2 separate regions of the Homo sapiens genome follow, and region 1 is linked to region 2. The links are chromatin contacts, found by Hi-C or POLR2A ChIA-PET in ENCODE. All regions are on one chromosome and are shown on one strand. The core of a region is the stretch at or near the end of the contact, and the rest is flanking DNA. Distances in the headings are between cores, read along the strand shown. Region 1 holds the start of GRK3 (G protein-coupled receptor kinase 3). Region 2 has its middle 15 kb from the start of MIF-AS1.

Region 1 (3,423 bases), core at 107-2,606, 1.7 Mb after region 2:
CTGCTGGCAGACGAAGCTCCTTCAACTGCCATTCCTACTTCTGACACTCCTCTTGTCCTTTTCAGGACAACTTTATGCCTATTGTGCCTTGGGTCTTGAGAAGCATGTGGTAAAACTGGCCAGTGGTGATGGCAGGCATAGCAGGGAATCAGATTGAGGGGGGCTGTGGCGTGGGAGAGAAAACAAAAGAGGGAAACAGGCTATTTGATGACAGAATCAGGCTGCTTCTGCAATGACATTACATGAAATATCTGAAATTTGACCTTAACTGTATCTGGTGGGTCCCGTTAACCCTGTAAGTTATGGACAGAACGTTCACTCAAATTCTAGCAACGTCTAGGCTCATGGAAATACGTGACCAATTCAGGTGAATGAAAGGGATTTTAAAACATTAATTTCCAGCTTAGGTCTTCCTAAGACTGCCTGCGTGTCCCTTACCACCACTCCAGCCTGAGTGTCACATGGATCCTGAATGCGGACTTGTGTGCACACTGTAGAAAAATAAGCAACTGAAAACCCCAGGCATCGGGGTGGAGTGATGATGAAAGACACCGAGACCGAAGATCAGGAAGCTGGAAATTCCCCCCAGCTTCGGTGTTTGGGCTGTATCTCGCTTTTCCACTTCCCTAAATCACCCTCGTGGTGCGAGTGTGCTCGCAGCAGATGCTCCCTAATTGTCTCTTGTATTGACCGTAAAACCCTAACGACAGGAATACTCTCTCTCCTTCTATTTCTCAACACCATTTCAACACCCAAACTAAAACCTCTCACCTGAGTGTAAGGGAGTGGTGACCTTCTTAAGCGGAGAGCTCTTCCATCAGAGGGCTCCCTAAGGGCATCTCTGTTCCTAGCCGGGGAGCCGTCACCCCACTTTGTTCTGCTTAGCCTAAGACACGCAACTTTTTCCAGCTTTTACTCTTCGCTGAATTCTCACGGTGGGGTTGGGGGGATGTTCAGGCTCAGGAGCGAGGTTGGGGGCCCGGCCCGCTGGGCGCTGTTCACCGGTAGCCCGGACCAGAGCAGGAGTTTCATCATTACCTGCTGGGATAGGTGGGACACATGTATTTCCGGGGCCACCCCAGACCTCCCGGAGGATGCTGATTGACACTGTCCAGTTTGAGAACTACTGTGTCCAGGGAGCAGAGGCCTCCCCATAACCCCTTGGGTTGTGGACGTCTGGCCCAGGGCTTCTCTGGGTGAGCGGGGCGGGCATCAGAGCGCGTGGAACCTGGGGCGGGAGGTCGGGGCAGTGAAGGAGGAGGAGAAGGAGGAGGCGGAGACCGAGGGGGAGGGAGGGGAGGAGGAAGAGGAGGAGGAGTCCCTCGTGGCCACCCCGAGGGGAGGGCGACCGTAGAGACTTGGTCGGGAGGCGCCGGCCCAGCGAGGCCGCTGGGACTGTGCACTGAGGGGCGCTGACCGTTGGACGCGCGCTCCCCGCAGACCCTCGCTGAAGGAGCAGGGGGCGGCGCGCGTGCGCGGGGCGCCGGGCGGCGCGCGAGGGGGCGGAGCGGGGAGGCGTGCTGCGACCCCGGCCGGCTACAGCCTGCGGCGCGCGCAGAGCGCTAGTGGGGCGCGCGGCGCGCGCGCGGGGCGGGGGCGCGCGGAGGGGGGGGCTGCCCCGGGGCGGCCCCCCCAGGTCGGGGCGCGGCGGGCGGCGGCGGCGGGCGCGCGTCCCGTCCAGGTCCGGAGTAACCGCCGCCGCCGCCGCCAAAGCTCGCCAACATGGCGGACCTGGAGGCTGTGCTGGCCGATGTCAGTTACCTGATGGCCATGGAGAAGAGCAAGGCGACCCCGGCCGCCCGCGCCAGCAAGAGGATCGTCCTGCCGGAGCCCAGGTACCAGCTGCCCCGGCCGGCGCCGGCCCCAAGCCGCCGCCCCCTGCGGCCGCCAGCTACCCCCTGCTTCCTGGAGGGTCGGGCGCTGAGCCTCCGCTGCCCCGGGGCGGGTGACACAGCGGAGCGGGCGATGCGGGGCCGGCCTCGTCGTTCCAGTCTCTGAAATGGGGCATCGGAGGGCCGGTGGGGGGCACCCCGGGAGAGAGCGCTCCAAAGTGCCCGGCGCGGCGCCCTGCGCGCAGCGAGCGCCCCAGCCAGGGTCTGGTTATGACTTGGCTGGACCAGCTCCATCCCTGTCGCCCCCTCCCCCCAGCCCTGTCCTGTCCTGCCCTGTCCCATCCCCGTGGTTCTTCCTGTTGCATTGGTGTAGTCCCCGTTGGCTCCTTGCCTGTCACTGCTTTGCGCTCCATCCTGGTCGCTCCTTCTTCCCGGGCTCATTGGTCCCCCTTTCCAACTCCATCCTCTCACCTCCCTCTGGGCCGCTTACCTGGGGACTGCAGGCTTGTTGCTTATTGTCCGAGGTAGTTAAACTGCTGTTTTCAGTACTTGCTCTTCTTGAAGTCTATTAAGTCTAGTCACCTTCTTCGGCTTCTCTTCTATTTTGTCCCCGGGCAGGATTTTGACCCACTCAGTATTCTTTTTGGTGCCAAGTGTGTCACCTGAGCTGCTTTCCTCAACTTGTAGATCTACTGGTGGCACTTTATTAAAAAATTGAAACAGGAGTCACTTAAAAAGACACTTGAATGGGTGATTCCAGACAGGAATTTGTTGTTAAATTATCAAAGGAGGGCCCGATTGAATTGGCGAGGGGCTCGGTGAGGTGCATACCAAGTTGCAATTTTCTCTCAAATGATTTATTATTAAGGTACTAGTAAAATTTTTTCTAGTTCATATCATTAGCACTTCCCCAGAAAAAATAGTTTGTCTGGTTAATAGTGAGTTTTAAATAACGTATCAAGGCTTCAGTGATGGATTTTTTTTTCTCTAGCTCCTTTCCTAATTAACACCATCATGAGTTGTACAGCTAATGTGATTCCTTGATGCTAAATAGCTCTTGGAATTGATGCTCAAAAGAGGCATCTTGTTTATGGTGAATTTGAAACCATGCAATTCTGTAAAATATTGGAATCTAAACCAAAGTTATTGTCCATTTGAAATCATCAGTCCTTCAAGCGTTAGGCGCCCAAGATTGCTTAAATGTTACCTAATGCTAAGTGATCATCATCTGATTTTTTTTACAAGTCATCCATGAGCCCTATGATACAGAAAATACCAGTCCCCTTGTTATTTGTTGTGAAAAGCTAAATTGTGCAAATGAAGACATGCTTGCTAGGTATTTTGAGCTTGCTTTTCCTCCTTAGCCCATGCCTCTTGTTGGTTTTGCAGGATGTGCTACTCTTTGATAGACAATGCCAAGTAGTGAAAATGAGGGAAAAGTGCAAACCTTTCTGCAATGTCGTGAGTTTAACACCCCTATTCCAGAGTGTAGCATATCTGAAGCTAATTGAAAAAAATCAATGCTGCTTAAAATTTCCGGCAAATGGGAAACTTACTTAGAGAACAAGAACGCCTACATCAAACCTAAATT
Region 2 (3,708 bases), core at 812-3,311:
GCCTAACCACCTAACCACAGGAACATCTCTATTACATCCTGCTGGATGAAGGGCCCAAGGAACATCTTCAACATCCTGCAGGGGAGCAAGCTATACTGCCCCTTCTCCCCCGGTCCAGACCCATAACTGACAGAGCAGGAGCACTGCCATCTTGAACAAATACCACCATTCTAAGTTCCCCCTTCATTAAAAGCCGCCTAAATCCAGCCCCAAAACATCAGCCTAATGGCTAATGTCAGCATAACCAGAAATATTCCAACCCTAAGATAAACCCCTCTGACCAGAAACATGCCAACCCCGAGACAGCCTCCCTTCCGACCAGAGACATTCCAACCCCGCAATAAACTTTCCCTCACACAGAAACATTCGGAACCTACGATAAGACCCCTTCCAAAACCCTTAAATATCCTTAGTCTGTAACAGAAGTTAGTCTGAGCTAACTCGGCCAGAAGCCCCTCTCAAGTTTATTTTCTAAAATAAACCTGTCCTTGTTGACTGCCCAGCCACCCTTCGTGTTGCTTTCCTCTTCCTTATAGTAAATGTCCCAGTCTGTAAGTGGGACTCGTGCTCTGAGACTAAGCTGGTCCCCCCTCCACAGGTTTGTGCTGGCAATAAACCTGTGTTGCTGTTAAGCTGCCAACTCTTTAACCCTCACCTTCCCTTCAAAACCTAACAAAGATGAATGAGGCATGAACATGAAGACAGAGGGTCAAACCCAAAGAGCAGATTCCGTGAGAAGTCTCCCTATTGACAAGGGTTACTAAGGATGGGGTCTTCTCTGGACCCCCTAGTCTTAGACTTAGTCCACCACATCCAGAAGCCCTTGAAATAAGATTGCAGTGCTTCTGGCATAGCCAAAGACATAGACTTCTCTAAAAATCAGTGCCTAGCTCTCCCCAGGCTGGGCCCTAATTTTTAGTCCAAGCTGTATTATTTTGTAAATCTTCCTGCCATTTCATAGACCCTGGTCACAGTGAAACATTCTGCAGGGGTTTGGGCTGTAAGTAACATCCTCCCCAACTGTCTGACTTCTTTATCACATCTTGTTGGGACAAAGGTTTAAGAAATATTTTTATTAACATCCTCTTGGGCAGTAAGTCCTACCATTCCAGACCCCTCATCCAGGCCTATAATGATTCCAGCCTGTAAGTGCTAGTGGGGCTTTGGCATTAAGTTGGTCCCCACCTCTGTAGGTTGTGTTAATAAACCTGTGTTGTAGAGTGGTCAACTCTCTTGTCTTTAACCCTCGTCTTTTTTCAAAAACCTAACACTCATGTGTCCTCTCCCTCACCTTCTCCTGGCATCCCTTGCCACTGTCCCTCTGTCCCTCTTTCCCCTCCTTAACCCAAAGGGAAATCTCTCCCAAAGGTAAAAGTCTCCCAGGGGTTAAGAGGGAGCTTGAGGCACCAGAAAGAGCTATAGTCACAGCCACCTGTGAAAGCCATCTCTGAGGTCCCTTCCTGTCACAACAGCTGGGCTCCTGACTCAGACCAAGACAGCTTTTGTTTCTTTTCCTTTCTAGCCCCCCACTTCCCACCCACCTTTCTGCTTTCTCATATGGGCTCATTATGGTTTATAGGGCTGGGGAACGTTGCCTCTTCTGCCCTCCATTTCTCCCATCTCCCTTCTTTCCCCTCCACTTTTTCTGAGTCCACTTCTCTTCCCTTCTTCTTCCTTCCCTCTGGGACGCTGCACAGTTCCTTCCACCCGGCACGGCCTGGGACTCTAGACTCCCTCTGAAGGCACGGAAGTATTTCCTTCCCTCCCTCCGACCCGATCTTTCTGCCCTTGATTCAAAACAATCTGAGGTCCCTAGGCCCTTCCCTTTCCGCCTCTGCGCTCCCCATGGGGTCCGGTGTAGTTTTCCCGCCCCTTCCCTGCAGCTCCCGAGACCACCCGGACACAACGGAGCCATCCAGCGCCCTCAGAGGCCCTGGGCACACGGGCAGATGGTCACCGCCTCCTAAGGGAGCAGCGCGCGCCCGTTGCTCGCTGCCCGTTGGTTGTTGCTGGTAGCTCCGGAGGGCGGGGTTGGCGAGGAAAGTGAGTCCGTATGTCCCCAGCATGCTCCGCGCGGGGGCGGGGCTCTAAGGGGGCAGGCGAAGGCGGAACTGGCGTGGTCAAACCAACCTATCAGCCTCCAGCATGCTCCGTGTGGGAGCGGGGTTCCCGGGGGCGGGGCTTGGTTTGTGTGCCCTTCCGGCGTTTCGCCCCTGCGTTCTCTGAGATGCTCCCACGCAGATGTATGGGCCTAATTCGCTAATATCCACTCTATATCCTGTTCCATCCTCTTGTAATGGGCGTTTGGAGTGTTGCCAATTTTTTGCTGTTATAATGATTGTAATAGCATATTAAAAAACTTGAACATAGTTTGATTGTAATAACATTAAATATAGCATCTTAAACATACAGTTTGAGCGTGCCAACCTGATGGGTGTGGAATGTAATATTCATTATAACTTTGATTTTCATTTCCCTACTTTGAGTAAGTTTGAACTTCTCTTTATGTAATTATTGACTACTCTGTTTTCATGTTCTGAGAATTGCCTGTTTGTATTTTATGCCCATTTTTCTATTGGGTTGTGGTTTTTATTGATTGGTAGTTCTTTATAATTTTATGGATACCAGTCTTTTACTAGTTCAGCGCATTAATTGCAAATATTTGCTCCCACTCTGTGGCTTGCTTCCTTTCCACCCCTAATTCCTAGGGTGTCTTTTTGAAGCACAAATCTAAAATTGTAACACAGGCGACTATCAATCTTTTCCTCTATGATTTGAGCATTTTGTGTTTTGCTTAAAAACTCAGCCCTTGTCCCAAGGTCATAGAGATATTCTCCCGTATTTTCTACTGATCCATCCCCCATATTTAGGTCTTTGGTCCATCTGTATTAATGTTTATGTGTAATATGAGATAGGGATCCTACTTTATCTGTATTGTGTTAACCAAAAAATGACTGAGACAGGTGTCTCAATCAATAAAGGTTAATTTAGCCAAAGTTTGAGGACATGCCTGGGAAAAACACAAGTCTCAGTTCCTAATATTAACCGCTTGCATTTAGTAGAAATGACCTTCAAGGTTCTCTGTAGCAGAGATGTGGTTGAAAAAGGAAAGGAAGACATAGGGTTTGTAGATGGCCATAGCTTCACGGAAGAGCGAAAGAAGGGCAGGATATGTGGTTCTCTCCCTATGGAAAACCATAGAGGCCAAAAGCTTCCCTGCCCAAACTTCAGCCCCAAAGACTCAGATAATAGCCTTAACCAGAGCCCTGGCATGAAGAAAGGACAAGGCCTTGACTGTTTATACAGACTTGAGATATGTGCTCACTGTGATCCATGCCCATGGTGCAATCGGGTACGAAAGGGGACTTCTGAATGCCAATAACAAATAAATCAAATATGAAACATAAATATTGGCACTACTGCACAGTGGAAATGACTAGACAGATTGTGGGGGTCATCTAATGGGGGACTTTGAACTAATGAAGGGGAGCAACCTGGCACACACAGGGAGGGAAAGTCCCTGCTTCCTTCAGTACCTCTTTATGAATATAAACCAATAAACCAAGACACTCCCCTGGGGAATTACAGGAAGCCATGCGAGAGGGAGAGCATCAGAGTTCCCTCTCAGAGGGATGGGCCCTAAATAAGAGAGGCAGGATTTGGGTGCCCAGAAATCTGAGTTGGGCTATTATAAAGCCTGCCCATGAT

The links. Hi-C counts contacts between places; a loop is a spot of excess contacts on that map. ChIA-PET counts read pairs that join two places held with the same protein, here RNA polymerase II (POLR2A). Pooled maps may share reads with other maps.
Region 1: a pooled map shows a loop between it and region 2 (7-fold over the local background). The contact joins the promoter of GRK3 here to the enhancer-like site in region 2. A Hi-C loop is called at or near these places in 2 of 50 pooled maps. POLR2A ChIA-PET finds 5 or more read pairs at or near these places in 2 of 52 experiments (B cell and activated B cell).

The regions. Positions count from the first base shown.
Region 1 is chr22:25,563,319-25,566,741 of GRCh38, forward strand. It overlaps GRK3 (G protein-coupled receptor kinase 3), which reads left to right and starts at 1,357. Exons shown (of 21, transcript NM_005160.4): 1 at 1,357-1,835. The coding sequence starts at 1,723. GRK3-AS1 (GRK3 antisense RNA 1) reads right to left here and starts at 2,098. Exons shown (of 4, transcript NR_183564.1): 1 at 1,762-2,098; 2 at 772-1,041; 3 at 1-163. RefSeq lists silencers at 1,283-1,382, 1,693-1,942 and an enhancer at 2,054-2,569.
Region 2 is chr22:23,911,995-23,915,702 of GRCh38, forward strand. No RefSeq gene overlaps it. Among named protein-coding and RNA genes, the nearest start is that of MIF-AS1, 15 kb to the left of the region's middle. Within about 2 kb of position 2,062, at least 37 of the 41 ENCODE cell types and tissues checked have a DNase peak (open chromatin) inside an H3K27ac peak, as active enhancers do; they include B cell, where a contact is called at or near this core.